3 separate regions of the Mus musculus genome follow, and all the other regions are linked to region 1. Evidence: chromatin loops called from intact Hi-C (ENCODE). Cell type or tissue: heart. All regions are shown on one strand. Each heading gives the region's core, and the rest is flanking DNA. Links, peaks and the distances in the headings are about the cores only.

Region 1 (7,685 bases), core at 2,580-7,579:
CTACCCATTCCAGCACTAAGAAGATGCCAGGATAGTGCCTGCCCTGGTGTGGTTGGGACGTTCTTGTGGGCAACTGGTGGCAGTAAAGAGTATCCAATCAGATCCAGCATGCCAAAAAGTTTCCAGGGGCTCAAGGGATGACTCAGTGGTTAAGAGTGCTTGCAGCACATTTAGATGTTGTGGACTCAGTTCCCAGTGCCCATGTCAGGTGCCTTGCAACTGCTTGTCACTCCAGTTTCTAGGGATCTGATGCCCTCTTCTGGCCCCCAAAGGGACTTGCTTGCTCATGCTCAGGCAATACACACACACACACACACACACACACACACACACACACACAATCTTAAAAAAATTCCAACCAGGCAGATGGCTCTGTTTTCCTTCCCAACAAGGTGGCTACAGAGAGGATCAGGGACTTCCATATCAGAAGCTAACAGGGAAGTTTTGTTTTTGAGTTTGTTTCGGGCTGCTGGGGGGGGGGGGGTCCTTCCTGGTTGGTGCAATCTTCACTTGCCTGGCCATCCAATTATTGATTACCCAGCAAAGCTCCAGAGCTTGCTAGGGACAACTTCTGCCCTACCGGAATGACGTTTCTTGCATTCTTTAGCTAGTTTCTTGGGATTAAAGCACTACCCAATGAAGGAAGGCTGCTAAGACTTAGGAAGTTAATGAGGCAAGGCTTGGGATGCTTACAAGATGTACACACCCCCTTCTAAGGTTATAAGTGGCAAACAATTGCAGGAGAGCAGGTGTCACCCTTCAGTGGAGCTGCCTACAAGGTGGCCAGGGAATACCAGGGATGTAGCTTTTGTCAGTTGTCATCCTTGCTAGGATGTGCCTTTGAGTGATACCACAATCTTTGTATCACCTATCAAACTAATTTTTTTTTAAATCTGCCAGTTGGTGCCTGCATTTGAGGGTGCAGTAAAGAAACCACCAACCAAAATGACTGCTTTGCGGTTAGAGAGAAGGTAGGGTTTTTTGTTTGTTTGTTTGTTTTTGTTTTGTTTTATTGTGGATAAGAGAGAAAAAAACATCCAAAGGCATCTGGAAGAGTCCAGAGCAGAGAGAAAAGGAAGCAGACATGCCCAGCCCTAGGGAAGCAGGGGTGGAGTGGGGGAGGTGGGGGTGGATGGTTATAAAGAGGATGAGTAGCTGTGGGGAGGGACTGGATAGTTAGGGTAGAGGAGATACAGAATGGGTGCTTTTGAATAGGGACTGAGGGAACCTGCAGGCCAGCATGAGCTTTGATATACAAACCACAGGGATGTGTCAATGGAGAGTCATGTGTCCCTTTCTGGCAGGCAGGAACCCATTTCACACATTCCTGGAGGATGCTGGTTGTAGACAATAAGGGGAGGTTCTGTCACTAAGGTCTCGTTTCCCAATTGGTTCTTGACTTGTCAATAAAGAAGGCTGGTGTGTGTGTGTGTGTGTGTGTGTGTGTGTGTGTGTGTACAATTGCTAGACAGAAGGTTCAAGTGGGACTTCCAGGTCCCAAGAGGAAAAGGTGATGCAGGGAAAGAGAGGGGGACTTTTCTATCATGCTTTAGAACAAGAAGAAAGCAGCAGTCATGTCAGGTCTTGGGGCAGCTAGGGCCTGCAGCCTCCGCTATGGGTGTTGAATGTGTGGGGTGGGGTCTAGCTGATGCAAGCCACTAAGTTTAGGGCAGAGGGAGAGACAGAGATAATAAATTGATAAGGGCACAAATTTTCGGGCAGGAGGTATCTGCGCCCAGCAATTGTGCCTAGAGGCAAGTTCTAAAGGTAACACAGTGTGTGTGTGTGTGTGTGTGTGTGTGTGTGTGTGTGTGTGTGTGTGTATCTTTTATCTGAGGATTCAAGGGTCTCAGGAGTGAACTGGTAACATGACCCCTCCAGGAACAAAGGTGGGTAGGAAAGAGTGCTGATGGCACTGATCCTGGAGCTAAGCCAGAAAGAGGCAAGAGGGAGCAGGGAAGGACTGGTAGCGAGATGGTCATGTTCCCGGCAAAGGAGGTGGCATGTTTTTTGTATTTTTGTTTTTAAGATTTTTAAAGATTTTATTTATTTTATGTATATGAGCATTCTGTAGCTGTCTTCAGACACACCAGAAAAGGGCATCAGATCCCATTACAGATGGTTGTGAGCCACCATGTGGTTGCTGAGAATTGAACTCAGGACCTCAGGAAGAGGAGTCAATGCTCTTAACCACTGAGTCACCTCTCCAGCCCGAGGTTGAGTGCTTTTAAAACTGCATGCAACAATAGACATTTTTAGCAATACTTCTGTGTTAGAGTTTCTGTGGCTGTGAAGAGTCACCACGACTATGGCAACTCTTATAAAGGAAACCATTTAATTGGGGCTGGCTTACAGTTTAGCGGTTTAGTCCATTATCCTCATGGTGGGAAACACAGTGGTACACAAGCAGACGTGGTGCTGGAGAAGGAGATAGACGTCTACATCTGGATCTGCAGGCAGCAGGAAGCCAAAGTGACTTGAACATAGGAGACCCCCCCAAAGCCCGCCCCCACAGTGACACACTTCCTCCCACAAGGCCACACCTCCTAATAGTGCCACTTCCTATGGGCCAAGCATTCAAATACACGTCTATGGGGGCCATTCCTATTCAAATCACCACACCATCTATAGTCCAGCTTGAGTTGAGACACTCATTTCTGGACATATACACACTTCCTGAGACCTAACAGTACCCTATCTGGGGTAAATACACATTTGTTCATGTCTCCAGGAAAAGGTCATGCAAGAGTCGACAAGTTTAAAAATAACTTAAAATCCCAGTTCTATGAAACTAATACGATAGAAGCTTGAAAACATGAACTAGCCATACGTTTGATCTAGAAAGTGCTTGTCTCTAGAGACAGAGTGGAAAGAGCTGAAGAAGAGGACATACAGGTGCCAACCTAATCTGCTGCTTTGCTTTAAAAAAATAAATTCTAAATAAGCTATAATTTTTATTCTTCTAGATAGTGGTATTGCTTTTATTTTACTTTCTTTGTAATTTTCTAGAATCCTTAAATAAAAATTTGAGAAACTGTTAAAATTTTTTAAGAAATTGTGAATCCTGAGATGTGTGAGCGAAAAACCAGCTCCACAATTTTGAGCTAAATTTGAAGCAAGTTTTAAAGTCCAGATTTGAAGCTTGTCCACTCTGGATGGATTCTAATCAGGTCCACTCCTGGAATCCCAGTGAGGGCAATGAATCACATGTTACAAGGCGTTAAAGGCCACAGTATTTCCAAAAACTACCACTCCCAGCATTCCAGGAAGTTCCCTGGTCCTTGGGCAGATAGGGCTTACAGGCTGACTGGCTTTTATATAATATGGGCTGGTGAGATGACTAGTGGTCAAGGTGCTTGCAGCCAAGACTGATAACCTGCGTTCAAGCCCTGGGACCTACAGGGTAGAAGGAGAAAACCAACCCCTGAGAGCTGTCCTCTGATTTCCACATGCGTGAATATTGAAAGCACCCGTGTATATACATGCAAATAAATGTAAAACAAAGCAATACTCTCATTGCAGAAACTTGTAAAATACAGAAAGACACAAAGACAGAAATTAAAAGTCCCTGTGGCTATTGTAGTACCTTTTCCAGTCTGATGGAATGACACACTGAAAAAGTTAAGGACCCTACACACCGTCAAATTTTTGTGTTCTGCCTTTGTGGCTCAATAAAATGTTCTAGTTTTCCATCCACAAAATGGTTTTGAGCAGCTTCCTTGTTATTAGCGGCATCGCTATCCATCCTGTGGTGATGTCACTATTGGTCTTGAAGGTTTTCTGTTTTTATTGTTAGTCACAACACATATATTTTTTATTTTCTGCTTGGGAAGCTGTCCTTGAGTTCGGGGTCACAAAACAAGTGTCCCTGTGCTATCCACTGGGTCTGCAATGAGGGAAACACACTCTCGAGGGTAGAGGGCTTAGGGACCACTGATTTTCTATAACCTAGAAGGCCCTAGTGATACCATCCATGGTTAGGCTGCAGGCCTCCCACAGCCTTTATGCATTTGGGGCAGACAAGCCTATGTGACGTTGGGACAAGGACGTTGGGGCAGTTGGACACACAGGACTGGTCTGGATGGAAGACACAGCATTGCTCTAAGTGTGAACTGCTGTGCTATGTTGAAGGCTTGGTCTCGGGTCTGTGGTGCTGCTGTAAGAGACTGCTGAGACTTCGGAGGTGTGGCCTAGTGGGAAGAAGTTGGGTTATATAGGAGGTATGTCCCATAAAGGGGACATGAGAGCACTCAACCCATCTTTCCTTTCATTGCTTCCCTGTGGCTATGAGCATACCAGGCGTGCTATGCTAGGTCCTGCCCCCATGGACGAGCCCTAGAACCCCAAAGCAACAGGATCAACAGATTTGGACTAGAGACTTTGAAATATAAGCGCCAAATAAACAACTTTTCCTCCTCATCCTCGTCTTCCTCCTCCTCTTCTTTTCCTTCTTCATCTTTTTTCATCTTCTTCATCCTCCTCCTCTTCCTCTTCTTCTCCCCCTCCCTTCCTCTTCCTCTCCCTCCTCCTCCCTCCTCCCCCTCCTCGCCCCGCCACCTCTTCTTCTTCTTATTTTTTTGCACATTGCTTTTCTCAAGATGTGTCCCCCCCCCACCCTCTGTGGCAGGTTAAGTTAAGAAGGCAGCTGCAGGAGGCCTGTGGAGGGAGCTGTCGTCTGTGCAGTGGGGTAGCTGGGAAGCTTGAAGAGGTCACTGGCACTTGGGAGAAGTGTCCTTGTTGAGTCGGCTTCCCTTCATTTTGTTTTTATTACCATCTTTATTGAGGTCTGTTTCACAGATCATAAAACCCAGCTATTTAAAGTGTATAATTCAGTGGTTTTAGTAACTTTGCGGGGTGGCGGACGCCCCCTGCACCACAGAATTTTAGAGCTTCAGGGTGACCCACAGGCACATTTTCCAGTTGCCTGCCCCACCCCCACACCCTTCCCTAGGTGCCCACTTACTGGCTCTTCAATTACAGGACTGTAGGTTACATTCTAAAGGCTGCAGACCTCAGATCACCAGAACAGCAGGAAAATTGCAAGGCCTGGGTTTGTTTCCTAGTAATAGAGTTTGCTATCCCAAAGGCTGAACAGCCAGGGGCTCTGCACCTATTAGGTACACAGGGGCTCTGTACCTATTAAGTACAAAGGGGCTCTGCACCTTTTAGGTATACAGGGGCTCTGCACCTATTAGGGACACAACTTCTACCTGTGTCAGGCAAAGCATTTCTTTCCTTTGTCTCTTGATGGATGCATTCCTGAGTTCCTCCAGCCTCATCTAACTGGATGCAACTGCTGATACTGGCTTTGTGGCACATGCCTTTAATCCCAGCACTCAGGAGGCAGAGAGGCAGGTGGATTTCTGATTTCGAGGTCAGCCTGGTCTACAAAGTGAGTTCCAGGACAGCCAGGGCTACACAGAGAAACCCTGTCTCGAAAAACCAAAAAAAAAAAAAAAAAAAAAAAAAAAAAAAAAAAAAAAAAAGAAAAAAGAAAAAAAGAAAAGAAAAACACTAGCTGTTGGTTCTCTGCCTGGGTTCGGAGCTGCAGAGGGTATGGTGTGACTTTGTTACTTCTGTGATTTCTGCCCAATTTAGTCCTCATTTTCATGTTCAAAATGAGGGAAACATGGCGAAGGTGCGTCTGTAGGTGTGGTTATAGGTATGTAGGTGTGGCTGTAGGTTTGTCTGGGTGGCAGAGCACGTGCTATCGATGTTTGAGGCCCTGGGATCAAGGCCTAGAATACACTGAAAGAGGCATGAGCAGATCACATGCTTAGCCTGTCAGCATTTATGCACTCGGGCAGGAGATGCTGTATATTGGATTCTTCAAGATAATATATTTATAAACACACACACACACACACACACACACACACACACACACACACACACACACACACACTTTCAAATAACACAAGGCCAGTGCAGAAAAACTGCACAAAACTCAGAGTCAGCTCCGAGGCCTCCCATGCGTAGCCCTTGCTACAACCCAGGAGGCAGGCTTCCTGTCTTCCCACCTTATAGTGTTACTTTTGCAGGATTCTGGTGGCAGAGAAGGCATTTTGGAGCCACGGGGTGCCGCCTGGCTCTTACTGACCTGGGCTGCCACTCTGGCGTAACCCGGCTGCTTCTGGGCTTTAGACCCAGCTGTTTAACCTGCTCTCTAATTTCCCTCTGACCACGGGCCAGGCTTGGCCTCTAGGATGGTCCTTCTGTCTGCCACATCATCTGCTGCGTGACGGCAGGGCCAGCCTAGAGCGATTAACAGCGAGAGCCACTCCGGAGCGTCTGGGTAGCAGGTTGTGGCACGTCTCAGGGTAATTGAATTTTGTACAGAAGCTATCTCGTTAATCATAAATTAATGACTCTTCCAACTGAGGCAATTAAGAAGACCTAGGATTAAAAAGAGCCATATATTCATTTCACATCTGTCTAATTACCCTGAAGTTCACGGAGCCTAGGAGAATGGGAAAAATAGGTTCCATTCTTCTCCGTTGTACTCGACAGTTTTCTCTAGGGCTGGCTCCGCCCCAAAGGGGGAATTGGCTTCTGAAAGTGCAAATGCCTCTTTGTGACCTGCTAGGCTAGCATAAAGAGGAAGAGTCCGGACTTGGTGGGGAAAGCTTGGGGACCGGAAATGGAAACAACCTGAGTTGTCTGTCCGGTCCTGAGAGCCAACCTTTTGTTAGCGTCAAGGATCAGAAGCTTGGCGATGGGAGGAAGCTTCTAGGCTTTTCCACGGAGCCTGGAGGGACCATCTGAGCCAACGTGTGAGAACAGTGAAGTGAATAGAATGTCGCAGGCTTCTCGCGCCTCCGGGTACCTTGTCAGGGCGCCTATATACTCTTCCTCACTCTGGGAATTATACATGGTCAGTCACATTTTGAATATGAAAGAAATTTCCTTGACCTAACATACACTACACATAAAATAAGAACAAAGGGAATGAGTATTTTATTTGCACAAAACCTTAATTAAAGCAACTGTCTTAGATTTCCCAGTCATGTCTAAAAATAGTGTGCTACATCAAGGGCCTCTAAGGAAGAGAGGGAGGGGTTTGATAAATCCGAATAGAACGTTTAGATGTTCTCTCCAGAAAATGACAGCAACTTTAGAGACTGGGTAAGACTTGTAAGTCAAACCAAATATACTGGAGGCCCTGTAAAATTTCAATTAAGCAATAAAGGAGAAGAGGTGGTAGGGATGGGGGCTGGGTAGCAGGGAGAGAGAAGGGATGGGGGTGGGGAGGAGAGGAAGAGAGAAGATAAGAAAAAGGAGAAGGGATTTCAAAATAAAAGAGCTTTAAAGCCATTGCTCCACAGCAGGCTTTTGGATGGGGCATCTCTTGACTAACATGTCTGTCCTGTCCCACATGCCTGTCTTGTCCCACATGCCTGTCCTGTACCACATGCCTGTCCTGTCCCACATGCCTGTCCTGTCCCACATGGAAGGAAGGGCTCTTCAGTTTTCTGTATCTCCCAGTCAGGCTGAACTTGCCATCCTAATCGTCATACTGTGGTCTGGGCTTCTCTGTGCCTTTATATGCTGGTCTGTCAGTGTTCACTGCCCCACGACAGAAGGTGGAGGAGTGCATGAGCCCAGCTGTGCCCTTTCCTGTGCTGCCACCAGTATCCAGGAGGTCCAAGCCAATAGTGTGAGCTCTGTTTCACTGGTGACAAGTA
Region 2 (6,342 bases), core at 1-5,000, 51 kb before region 1:
ATCACACACAGAACATTTATCTTTCAGCAAGACGCTTCCTGAGGAAACACAGTGAAATGCTTTGGAATGAGAGACTGCTGTGTCAGTGAGGGTACGCTGTATGGAACCTCAAGGTAAGCCTCATGGGGGACCAGGCTGGGCCAGGCCTCTGCTGAGATCCCAGCTACCACATGGGCACCCCAGGCCCTACCCTTCTGCTGCAGACCTTCCAGGTCTATATCACCCTTTGGACCATCAAAGGTCCAAGCTTTCTGTAGCTGCCCAAGTTCAGGAGGGAGTGATCGTGGCAGCAAGTTCCCCCCATCCAGGAGGCACAGTCTTTCCTAGGTCTGTTGGCCAGTGTGGGGCGGGATTGTGCAGGGATACCCACATTTGGTGCTGTCTGTGGTACATCTCCTGCCTTCGCAGGAGCCTGAAGTAGGTAGGGGAATGCTAGTCCTCTTCTGGTTTGAAATGGAAACGTCTCTTCTCTAAAATGCTTGTCACAACCCTTTTATGTCTTTGTTCTTGTCTGGCCTTTGGACTCTAGAGGACAGCAGAGGTCCCAGACATTCTCTTAAGAAGCTCACAATGTCTTCTGGGAAAAGCACTTATTAAAGAGTCATGAGCTTCTCTCATAAAAGTCACACAGTAGACACCTACCCTGAGGGCCCCCTGGGCATCTTACGCTCATCACAATGAACACTGCTTCCCCTTGCTCCCAGGCTTTCTTCCACTGGGTGTCCAAATTATCCACACCTCCCCTACATCTGTCTGGTTGGCTGCTGTAACAAAATCCTCCTGAATGCAATTGTTAAACAACACATACTCATTGCCTACTATTCTAGGTCTGAAAGTTCAAGATCAACGTGTTAGCAGGTTGGCTGTCTGGCAAGGGGATTGGCTCCACACTCATAACCTGACACCTCCTAAAGCCCCACTTGATCCTAGCATGAGAGTAATGAGTGTTAGGTTTAACACACAAACTTTGGATTGGCACACATATTCAGGCCAGAGCTTGTGACCTGGTCACAGTCTGGACATATTAGCCAGCTCTCCACCATTAGAACAAAATCAGACAGGGAACTTTAAAAAGGAGAGAGGCTGCTTTGGCTCATGGTTTTGAAGTTCCATTGAATAAATGAGTGGCCTCATTGTTTAGGGTCTCTGATGGAGGCACTGGATTGGAATAGTGGGGAGCACTGAGCATAGCAAACTCCTTACATTATGAGCCAGGAAGCAAACAGCAAGACGGGAAATGGAAGATGCGGAGGTCCCATAATCCCCCCGTAAGGCACACACCCAGCGACCTAATGGTGTTCTGTTAGGCCTCACTTCCTAAAGGTTTCACCACCCCTCAATAGTGTCACCTTAAGGACAATCTTTGAACACCTGGGCCTTTGGAGACACTATACAAGTCCCCTGACCAGGCAATTTTCTGATGTTCCAGAAATGTTCTTTGTGAAAAAGCTGTTTCATTTGATACAGTTAAACTGTATCATGCATCCGACCATCCACTCATCCCATCCCACCATCCACCCATCCTACCACCCACTCATCCCATCCCACCATCCACCCATCCTAACACCCACCCATCCCATCCCACCACCCACCCATCCCACTATCCCAGATCCCTTTGAAGCTGTGTATCGTGACATGAAGAGGACTCAAGCTGTGTCTACAGGGACAGTAGCCTTTATGACTACCCCCCATACCTGCCAACAGGAGGCAGGTTAGGCTGGGCTGAAGTAGGGAGCTCTCATAAGACTTTCGATCACATTTCACCCCACACAGCAAACATCTGAACCATCCACAAGAAGAAACCCAGGCCACAACATAATGGTTGGCATAAAAAGCAGAGATCTGGGATGTGGTAAAAATCAGGCAAAATGAGCTCAGCAGGCACAATATATTTTTAGAAACTGGAGGAGCTTGAAGGACAACTAATATGTGTTCAGTAGGGAGAATAAAAGCAGTTGCACTCTCCATGGCCAGACCGCACACATTACCAGGAGTTTCTACGGCGTCTACATCACAGCAGAAGCAGTGTTAGGAGAGATGTGGCTTACACATGGCCACAGAACTGAACTCAGTCCGTCCGATGCCAGTTTCTGTCTGGGGAGGATTCCTTATTTCTATCAGCTTCCTTTTAACCAAGACAGCTAGAGTGTTCACAAACCAGTGGGCGTAGCCATTGGACAGTGTAGACTTAGCACTTACAGGGTAAGATAAGCCGTTACATGGTTTGTTAGCATTCTGGGAACCAACCATTGGGACTTTCTATCAGCTACATCTCAAGATACGTGTTGAGATCTCGGAATGAAGAAAAGAAATGAAAGAGGAGGACGTGACTGCTCCTAGGTGGAGAAGAAAGCTTATTGTAGATATGAGGGAGAGCATAGCAGAAGGCAGAGACAGAGGCGTCTGAAGCCAGAGTGAACATCACCCTGAGCCTGCTGTGTGAGGAGGAAGGGGAGGGAAGGGGAGGCCAGGAGACTAAGAAGGAGGAAGGGTAAAAAAAAAAAGGCTAAGAAAAAAAGGGGGTGCAAGTAGCCAAAATGGCTGGATTACATAGGGCAGGGCAACCCAGCCATTCAGGTTAGGGGTCAGGGTATGCCAGCCAGGAAGACCCTGTAATAGGTAGAGACTGGTGGATGCTGGGAAAATCTGGCAGCCAGGTCTGCTTGATATGGTAAATAGACATCTCAGCTGTTTCTCCTGGGTTTGGGACCTAACAATCTACTTCCTGTTTATCTTCCCACAAACATATGTGGCTCTGGAACTGGACCAGGCTGGAAGTCTGATGGTTGACGTTGCCATCCGTCCTGGTCTTGTAGGAAGGAGTGAGTGGTATGACCTTGTCAAAATCACACTTCTCACAACAGTTAGTACTACAAGAGCCTGGCATTCAGATGTATGCCCAAGTGCTCACAGTGTTGCTGCCTGTGAGCATAAGAGCTTGAAGGCGGCCACGGGGAGGGGAGTAGAACACAGTGCCCCTGTGTGCATCCAAGCAGACTCCAGCGACACTCACCTCAGGGTGTGCCCAGCCCTGCTCATCTCATGCCCTAATCCAGGGTTGCTGTGAATGCCCAGTGGTGCACTGCAGGAGTAACATGTCATTCCTGGGTTTAGGTTTCACAGAGACAGGGGCTTCCTCTTTCATTTTATTCTCCATCTCCCTCCCTCATCCCTTGCTCTGGGGGAACTGTCTTTGAGCAGCCCTGAAGGGGTCTGCACGCTGCAGAACTTAGGTAACTGCCCAGAGCTGTGCAAGGGAGCCATCTTATCTGATACACCAATCTTTAGCCCCCAGGGAAGCCTCAGATGACCGCAGTCCCTGCTCACAGCTTAGCTACGATGTCACCAGAGGCCCTGACCAGAACGACCAGCACAAGCTGGTCCAGGATTCCCAATTTCAGAAGGTGGATGAGATAAGGGACTTTTCATCTGTTCATTTTTTATTTTTGTACACACCACTAAATATGGAGACAGGAGGGGAATTTGTTACACAGCAATAGATGACCAATATGTCTCAGGCTATAAATTATGCAGTAGTGGAAGCAGTGGAATAAGTCTGTGTGTGCTGATAAGGAACAGGTACTAAAATGTGTTGCTAAGAGAAAATAAATACAAACTGCAGGAAAACACAGATATCTTTTAATAATCTAAAACCCCATTACTGGCAGAGAGAGGTGTCTCAGTGGTTAAAAACACTTACTGCTTTTCCAGAAGACATGGATTCCATTTCTAGCTAACTGCCACCTGTAACTCCAGTTCCAGGGCATCCGACACCTTCAGGCAGGCACCAAACATGCACATGGTACACAGATATACATGCAGGCAAGACTCTTCTGCACATAAAATAAGCCTTAAAAATGTTTAATAAGTCTTAAAAAAAAACCACTGCTTACTGTATTCATGTATTTACATGCACGAATCTACCTGTGGTAAATAGCTCATTTTGTAGTGACTGTTGTGGTATGCGATTAATCCACTCTATATTTTCTGGCGGGTGTGCACACTTCTCCCTACCACCCCAGTGTTCTGGATCCCCAAAAAGAAAAACACACATACACAGCCTTATATTTTAAATGCCTTAAACAGCTCAATGACTTGGCCTCTCCCTAACTCCATGTGGCTTACACCCACTCTCCTCTGATATTTCTGAGTTAATACATACTAAATCTACATTTCATCTTTGCTGCCCTGGACCCTGCTTGTTGAGGTTCCCTGTTTCATGTGCTTCCTCGAGGTAAACTCGATATGGAGTTTATGGAGAGCCATCTTTGTCTATGTGGCTTCGAGGAGGTTGTCATCCACTCTGGGGTTGGACCCTGCTGGGCAGTCCTCCTGGGGCCATCCCCGCTCCCTCCCTACATGTCCTCTGTCTCTCCCTCCTGCAACTTCCCTGCGTGGTTCGTCTCCTATGCCCTCATCATAGAACAATCCCCTCTCCATCCTTCTTCAGTCCCTTCCTAGGGATCCTAGAAGTCCCGCCTCTGTCTCCTTGTCCAGCCATTGGCTGCTGGTAACTTTACTGAGCAGTCAAAACCCAACTGGGGACAGGCTTCCTTTAGTCCTATGTGGGGGACACCGTAGACAGGTTTTTGGGGTAACATAATTAGCAGAAGAACACAAGCCGCCACTACATGTACCAACTGTTAACATTAGTGCTTCTCTCAGCAAGAGAAAAAGAATGCAAAGGGGAATTTTTAATTTCTGTTCACTATACTATAGAGATGATATATACATAATGAAAACTTGTGTTGTGATGACGTCATGTAATTTTTATGCAACAGAAACGTTCTTAAAGCAACGAGGTTAGGGTACATGATCACTGGAATCTCTTTGAACTTTGATGTCTTATTGGTCTATTAAGATGGTCATGTGACCACAAAGGAAAGGAATGAAATCACATTCATCACGCTATGGACAAAAGGAGGTTTGGTGAAGCAGGCTTTGACAGTGATGCAGGAGGTGTGGGGTGGGGAATGGATCCCCTCATACCTGCTGCTGAGGAGCGACTGGAGAATCATTTAGGGGAGCTGTCTGGGCTGAGGATAGGGTAGTGACCTAAAATGAAACCTAATATCTCCACTTCCACTTGGCCATGGGCTACCTCCACTCAAAGGCATTCACTTTTAAATATAAGAATGTACTAGAAAAAAAATAAAGCTATGTTTATTAAGGGAAAACCTGTGTTGTAAGACTTACTATGCTGTACTCAAGATAGCATGACCCAGACTTTCAAGAACAAAATCTCTGAAATATCCTATGTATCCATAGATAACTAAGTTAATGTATTTTCATTCCACAAAATATCCCAAAACTACTAAAATATTCAAGCTACACTTAGCAAGTCATGAACAATGTAGAGAAACAGTTTAAGATTTTTTTAAAGAAAAAACGCTTATTGCTTAATGTCACATATTACTTGACATCATCAACAGACACTGTCCCGTTTTCTAATGTTTCTAGGGATGGAAAAGACTGGAGAAAGGGAAAAGCATAATATTGAGGGATTAATTATGAGGGGGCCTAGCCTTTAGCCATGCTGCTGTGATCTGGCGAGATACTGACAAAGCAGCAGTGAGCTGGATGTAAGAAATGTATACACTATTCATGAGTCATCAAAAATTAATTTAGGAAGAGCTGCTTCCCCATTCTAAGAGACACATGACAGAATGAGTGGACACATGGGGATTTTAAGAGCTGCCCCTCTCAACTCTGGGTGGCTGAGCATCAGCTTCAGAATGGCCTTAGAAAGTAACAGCTGGTCCCACCACAGCAGGGTGGGGTGTGTGTGTGTGTGTGTGTGTGTGTGTGTGTGTGTGTTCTGGTACAACTAGCACTGGCTCTGTTCCTGGCCCTGGTGACTTGGCTGACCAGGAAGTTCCAGTGAGCAATCATGGCTGAGGAGCCCTGATGGAGGATGGCAGCACTGAGAGACTCTTGTGATGGAGGGACACAAAGCACCCTAATGATGTGGTACCCTGGACTGGATGCTAGAGCAGAGGAGGGATGCTAGTGATGTCCATGTGCAGTCTGTAAGCACCCTAATTGTGATACCTGAATTGTGTGCTGAGCAGCAGAGGGATGCTAGTGCCCCTACGTCCATATGAAGTCTCTAAGCAGCCTGAGTGTATCCCTGTCCACCTCCTGACTTGCTGGGTGTATGGTCACTGGAGAAGGGAACATGGGAAGGAGGCTGGGTGAGAAGAGTGGGACTCCAGAACTCTCCAGTAATCTGAATAGCCTTTTCTACTCTGGGTTCTGTATTTTAAACCAGTAGGGGTGGATGCTTGTTAGCTTAATGCTCAAGGAACTTCTTGCTTCCTGGGTGAGGTTAAAAAGTGGAGC
Region 3 (6,342 bases), core at 1-5,000, 60 kb before region 1:
CTTCTTCCCCCTCTTCCCCTTGTCCTCCTTCCCCCCCCCTCCACTATGTTCTCCTCCCTCTTTACCTAGCACACTCAAAATCCTTTGACTACAGAGCTTTTTAGGAGAGCTGCTTCTCAGAAATGGAGCCCTCATCCACTTAATCATCCACTCTGATTTTTATGGGCTACAAGGGTGTCCTGAGTACATGATGTTAGAGACACTGTCACCCCAGTCATTCTACAGTTGGAGTGCCCTCCAGTGTGGTCCTGGGATATGATGGCATGGCTGATACACAGGAGACCTGCCGTTGGCTACCAGGAAATGAAGCCTTGCTCTGGACAGTCTCCCGGTGCCTTCCAGTATCCAGAAAGGCTGGGACCAGAGTCCTGACATCCAGTAGCACGGTGTGATGGAGTCTAAATGTTCATCATGGCTCACGTCTAAGGCCTAGTGCAGTGTGTCCCAAGCTGGAGTCATCTGAAGGGGTGTGGATACACAGATTGCTGGACCCCAATCTCTAAGGATACTGGTTCCATGGTCCCAAGTGGACCTGAAAATGTGCCTATCAGGTTCCCAGGTGCTGCTGCTGAGCTAGGAGCTTACTGTGAGACAGATTGTCCTACACCAATTCCCTCCCATTCTACAGGTGGCGAGGTCACAGGGAGTCAGAGGTCAGCACCACCCAGAGAGAGGCCCAACCTTTTAAATTAAAGTCCCAGTGGTCAGGGATGAGCTGACAAAGATGAACTAACCTGAAACTCCTCCCCCGTGGAGGGCCATCTCCCCTCCTCTCCCCTGAGAGGGCATCTGTTTTGAATGTGGATTTGAATGATTCGGTCCCAAGCCTTGTCGCCCACCCCCAACCCCCACTGTGGGCTCTAGGCACCAGTTATCCTGAGTAAACACGGATACAGGAGCGCCTGGCCCAGAGGGAGACAGGCAGAGAACACAGGGGAAAGCTAGAGGGGTTAAATGCTTTACATTTGACTGGGAGGAGAGAGCAGGCAAGACTCTGGCCCCTTGAGAGGTTTGGAGGACCAAGGGATGAGGAGCCGTCTCAGAAGCTTTCTCGGATCATTTCCTGTCCTCAACAGGCAGGCTCCTTCCAGCCATACTTCCGAATTGAGCGTGAAGGTGGACTGTTTCTCTTCCCAAAGCTTGGGGGTGAGGATGGGGTGGGGCGTGGAAGGGGATGGAAGGAGGGACCAAGGATGGCTCTGGCAACTTCCTACAACAGTCAGGAGGGACCAGCAGGTGGGTGGGCGTGCCTTGGAGTTCTTGGGTCTGGGTTGGCTAGCCACACTGAGGAGAGTAGGGAGAAGTGAGGAGGCCATGATTGCTCAGGAGCTCAAGATGGCCTCTGAAGCTCTGCTGGTTTCAAAGGGCAGAGCCAAGTAGCCCAGACACACCCCTCTTCACCCTGTTCGCCCCACAGGAGAACCCTGAGACAACCCTTGGAAGTAATAGAGACATTACTGGTGACCCCTCTTTCCCACTCCCCCCCCTCACCCCACCCCCACCCCAAACCCCTCCGCAGCCATGAGGGCTGGGGAGCATTGTCTTTTTGCCTGTGACTCCTGAGAGCCCCTGAGGTCCCAATGCTTCCCATAAGACTTCTGCAGTCCCCAGGGGGCACTTTGGAGACAGCCTTTTCTCTCGTGTCCTCCACCCCAGCTCCTCTGTAGAATGGCTGACAGCTCAGTTTCTTCATCCGGGCGGAACATTTAGGCGAGGATTTTACCTTGATGGCGAGACCCTCCTCCATTTCATAGGTTCAGTGTAGAGTCAGCTGGCTGAGGTGGCCTCTCTTGGTGGTGCTGGATGTAATAACCCAAGGCAGATGGCTGCAGTTCTCTTCGGGGAGGGTGTTTGAGCTGGTGTGGATAGCTGGTTCCCTGGCAACCCCTTTCCGGGTGGCTTTAGCATCCTTAATGAGCTGCTCTCCACCCGTGGTTGACATGTGGTGGGGTGCTAGGTCTCTGGGTCCTCCTGGACTATCAGCCAGGTACTTTCCTGGCAAGAGGGATTCCTTCTCTAACCTTTACTTCCGGACTTTCAGATCCCATCCAGCTGCATTGTTAACGACCTAGGAGGGCCTCTTATAAAGGCTGTGCCTGCCCCAGACTGACTTGCTGGCTTGAGTGTGCTTGTGTACAAACACAGAGAGAGGTATGTTGAAAGCTCCTGATTCTGTTGTGTAGACACTGTACTGATCTGTGAGCCATCGAGTGGTGGAGGCTGCGGACGGGAGGCTTTCTGGAGTCTCTAAAGAGCTCTGGGCTGCAGAGATACCGTGCTGGTGCTTTCCCCGAAAGCAGAGCTGGGCGGGGAGGCGGTACAGGGAGTTTACGAGCTTACTGTTGCTGTCATTTTTTTCCTGAGGAGGAGGAAATCTGAGAAATCTAGTTCGTGTTCAAAAGCACTGAGATTCTGGAGTCCTGGGAGCTGTCTTTGAGGAAGCTGTGGGCTGAAGTTAATAAAAAAGTAATAAGCGATCTCTTTCATGTGTGTGGTATGGTTCACTGTTCTGAGGAGTTCTTTCCTCCTCTCAACCTGCATTTCAGAACATTGGGAAGGCAAAGAAAGAGTGGGGAGGGCCAAGAGGCCAGGGGTAGAGGTGCTACACACACCCCACTGCCTCTGGTTTGTCCCTCTCCTGGTCCCCTGTGGCTATGTAGTGAGTGTCTATTATCCCTGCAAAGAACCTTGTTTAAGACACAAGCAGGGAGAACACTCACGGTGACTTATGATTCTCATTTGTTTTAGGGTTGCTACTGTGGCTGGCTTTATTCTTGTTTGAAAAACATAAATACACATCTGTCAAGAACAGCGGGCAGGCAGAGGCCCAAGGGACCTTGAATTCTGACGGGGCGGTTAGGAGTGGGAATTGGGTTGGCAAAGCGCAGGCGGGAAGTGTGTGGGTTGTGGGACTGAGCGTGTTGCACACAAGACAGCTTCAGTGTGCCGTAGATCACAACAGCCAGAACCATTTGGGAATCTAGGAGTGCTGGGCTGGGTCAGGTCAGGGACCTGGTCGTCCTGAAAAGGGAGTGGGAGGGCCTTTTATGGACACCCAGGGCATCCTCACTGAAGGGCTGCAGCTGTAGTCAGTGGCTGGCCTGGAAGTTGCTTCAGGGGCCTCTCCTTAAAGCCCCGCTCACCCTCAGGAACAGCACAAACTGATGAATCTTTGGTGGGAGCTGCCTACTCTTACAGCCCTGCAGATTTACTATCCTTGGGCGGTGGTGGCTCATGCCTTTAATCCTAGCACTTGGGAGGCAGAGGCAGGTGAATTTCTGAGTTCGAGGCCAGCCTGGTCTACAAAGTGAGTTCCAGGACATCCAGGGCTACACAGAGAAACCCTGTCTCGAAAAAAAAAAAAAAAAAAGACTGGCCTTGCAGGGACCACCACCCAAGACACTCATCCAACAGAGTCTTCTAGCCCAGCTTCTTACAGATCTAGTCAACCCAGGGAGCTTTGGAGACATGGTCATGGTCACTGCCCTGGAAATTATGTCCCACGAGACACAAGCCATTTATTCTGTGTGTCTCTGTGAGGCTCAGACAGGTGACACAGATGTCAGAGGGACACTCAGAGGGCCTGGGTAGGATGGGGAGATGGGCATCATTGGATGAAACTAGGCCAAGGTTGTTGCCTTGAAAAGTCAACCAGGACTATCAGGGGCCAAGAAACCACCTCCTAGAGGGGCCCCTTGCCAAAAGGAAGATAGCTCAAGGGGGACAGAGTCCTAGCTCTGTACGGAAGCACTTTCTCCAATCTCAAGTATGTCACAGTCTGTCCCTCCGCTGGCTGTGTAACTGCAGTCAAGTTTTCTCCCTGCCTGCCAAGTTGTCTTCATTTCCTGCTAGGTCTGTGGCTCTGGACTCAGCCGTAGCTGGCTCAGGACTCTGCCTGTCACCATCTCTCCCTGTGGCTTCCTTTTTGGACACAATCACAAACAAGAGTCGGAAGGCTGGTGAGCACATGAGACCAGTCATACGCCCATCACCGTAAGGTCCTGATGGGCAGGCTCTAGAAGGAAGGCTGTGGGTCTCTAGCTGTGATGCTGACTGACCCCGGGCAGATCGCTTCCCTTCTCTGGTCATCCAACTCCTCATCAGTTGAAAGAGGCAGTGGCTGCCATTGTTCTTCATGATGTCCTGAGCGTGGTCTTTGAATCCAGTGCAGAGCTGTTAGGTGAGTGTGGGGAATGAGAGTGGCCATCTTGGAGCTAAAGGAGAATCCTTTGTTTACTCTACCGGGATCCCGCAAATCTGGGGCAACAAGGTTTCCTCGTACATAGCAGGAAGCCAAGAAGTCATTTTAATTCTCCATCTCCATCATAAAAAATGAAATTGCTGCTTAACCCAAGGGGGTGGTGGGAGGCTTAATGGTGTAACTGGCAGAGTAGTCAGGCTTTGAAGCCACTCCCTGGGATGTCTGCCTGGGCTTCTGGGTGGGGTGGGAACTGAGTGCTGGCCAGGAATTTTCCCTCGACCTGCACAGTCCTGGCTTCCCCCCGCCAAGGCTCTTGGGCTGCAAAGCTCTCCCTACGCCCTCTCCTGCTGAAGCTCTGAGTCCCGCTGTATGTGCAGAGCCTAGATCCTGACAGGCCCCTTCTGTGCTGTCCACCCTGGTTTGATGCCCTCTGCAGGCCAAGGCTTCCTCTGGAAGGACCTACCCAAGCTCCTCTTTTTCTCTGAGATGCCTATCCATTGCAGAATGTCCAGCAGAAGAGACTCAGTTCACGGGCAATCGATCCCTCTGGCAAAGAGCTGCAGGCATTAACAGCAAAAGGATTCAGCATGCCTTTATTATGGGGCTCGTCTCTGGAGGAAAGCAGGGTGCATTAGCAAATGTTGGTGCAGCAAAGCCTCCGCAGAAGGGAGTGCAGGTGATGCAGCCAGTCACCTCCCTTCATCTCTGGGAGATTTGTGCAGTCTTAAGGTTGTTCTGCAGAAGCAGTGAGCACAAGAACAATTGTGCTGGCAAGTAGTTATCCCAGCCTCCCCTGTGAACACCTGTGTGGCACTCAGCTAGTACGGCCCTGCGGGTCCAAGTTCCACCCACCTCAGAAGTTTGACTGTGCTTATCCCACGCTGGCACTGGGGCTGGTGCTGGGCTGTAGGGAAGCACTGAGATTCTGCTCTGGGGGTGGAAAAGCACTGTCTGAGATGTGGGAAAGCTGGAGCTGGCCCAGGGGTCTGGGGCTGTGGGGTTCTCTGACTCTTGGACATTCAGGCGCTGCTGGGAGTCAGGGAAGAGCTGAGAATGGAGTTGGGAGTCCGAGGGCTGAGGACAGCATGTATTGTGGCTGGAAGCACAGAGAGGCCTTCTACGGGAGAATTAAGCTGCGACTTGATAGTTGAAGCCTTCTTTATGGCTCACCACGCTGGATCTTGATGAAAGAGACAGTCCATGGTTCTAAAAATGTTTATTGGCTGTTCATGGTAGAAAATGGATGCACACTGTACCTTACCCACTTCTCAGGATGGACCCGAGATTAAATACCTTTTTCAGGGAGGAATGTCTGGGAAGGGAAACTTATTGGCTAAGCCCCCAGGGCCTCTAGGTACCTCATTAGCATGGAGAACTGTTTTAGGACTATGTGACCGTAGGGCACATTTCCTTATGTGAGAAGTGTGACTCGTATTCCAGGCCAGGAATCTGGCATGGAGTGGGTAGTGCCTAAGCCTCAGGTGTGTGCCCACAGAGTCTCTGGGTCTCAACCTGCTCTACCTTACCAAATTTCCTGGCATAGTTTTACCGTCCCACACAGCCCCTCCTGTGAAAACCTGTGTGGCACTCAGCTAACACAGCCCTACTGCACCTCATGTACCGAGGTGGTGATAGTGCAGGGGACAGGTAGGCTGGTTTTGACTTGGGTAGTTTGGACTTGTCACCTGCAAAAAATTAGGTTTGAAACTGGGGGAATGGTATCATGTACAAGTAAGTTTGTCTATAAGTACTAGAGAAATCCTAAGGAACAAATGTTTTAAAATGAAACACAAGACTATTTATTCCTATAGAAATATCAGAAGACAGACCAAGACTTTGTCCCCTCAGGCAGGGACACACAGCTGCCGTTTGTCTTCTCTCTTTTCTAAATAGGACTTCATCCCCACCATTACTTTAGGATCCAAATGGCTACTCCAGTTTTGTTTTGTTTTTTGTTTTGTTTGGTTTGGTTTTTTGGTTTTTTCCAGACAGGGTTTCTCTGTGTAGCCCTTGCTGTTGTGGATCTCACTCTGTAGACCAGGCTGTCCGTGAACTCAGAAATCCGCCGGCCTCTGCCTCCCAAGTGCTGGGATTAAAGGTGTGCGCCACCACTGCCCAGCAACTACTCCAGTTTTAACCAT

Evidence for each region. Hi-C counts contacts between places; a loop is a spot of excess contacts. Peaks named below come from ENCODE experiments on the same cell type or tissue, not always from the same donor. Only the 100,000 strongest peaks of a DNase experiment are listed, where the experiment ranks them.
Region 2: a loop joins it to region 1, with 2.0 times the contacts of the local background. A loop is called at or near these places in 8 of 42 quality-filtered maps.
Region 3: it touches region 1 in a loop (3-fold over the local background); 8 of 42 quality-filtered maps call a loop at or near these places.

What each region holds. Positions count from the first base shown.
Region 1 is chr16:30,872,636-30,880,320 of GRCm38, reverse strand. No RefSeq gene overlaps it. Among named protein-coding and RNA genes, the nearest start is that of Gm25375, 13 kb to the left of the region's middle. RefSeq lists an enhancer at 5,005-7,659. In heart, for the core only: a CTCF peak has its summit at 4,666 (motif pointing right); a DNase peak (open chromatin) is centred at 6,650; H3K4me3 peaks cover 720 bases; H3K27ac peaks cover 1,347 bases.
Region 2 is chr16:30,922,132-30,928,473 of GRCm38, reverse strand. It overlaps Gm46565 (a long non-coding RNA gene), which reads left to right. Exons shown (of 3, transcript XR_001781996.1): 2 at 28-113. Among named protein-coding and RNA genes, the nearest start is that of Gm46565, 27 kb to the left of the region's middle. In heart, for the core only: no CTCF peak of the experiment used is centred there; a DNase peak (open chromatin) is centred at 2,743.
Region 3 is chr16:30,931,137-30,937,478 of GRCm38, reverse strand. The region is part of intron 1 of Gm46565 (a long non-coding RNA gene); the gene reads left to right. Among named protein-coding and RNA genes, the nearest start is that of Gm46565, 18 kb to the left of the region's middle. In heart, for the core only: a CTCF peak has its summit at 4,613 (motif pointing left); DNase peaks (open chromatin) are centred at 2,058, 3,928 and 4,488; H3K27ac peaks cover 1,388 bases.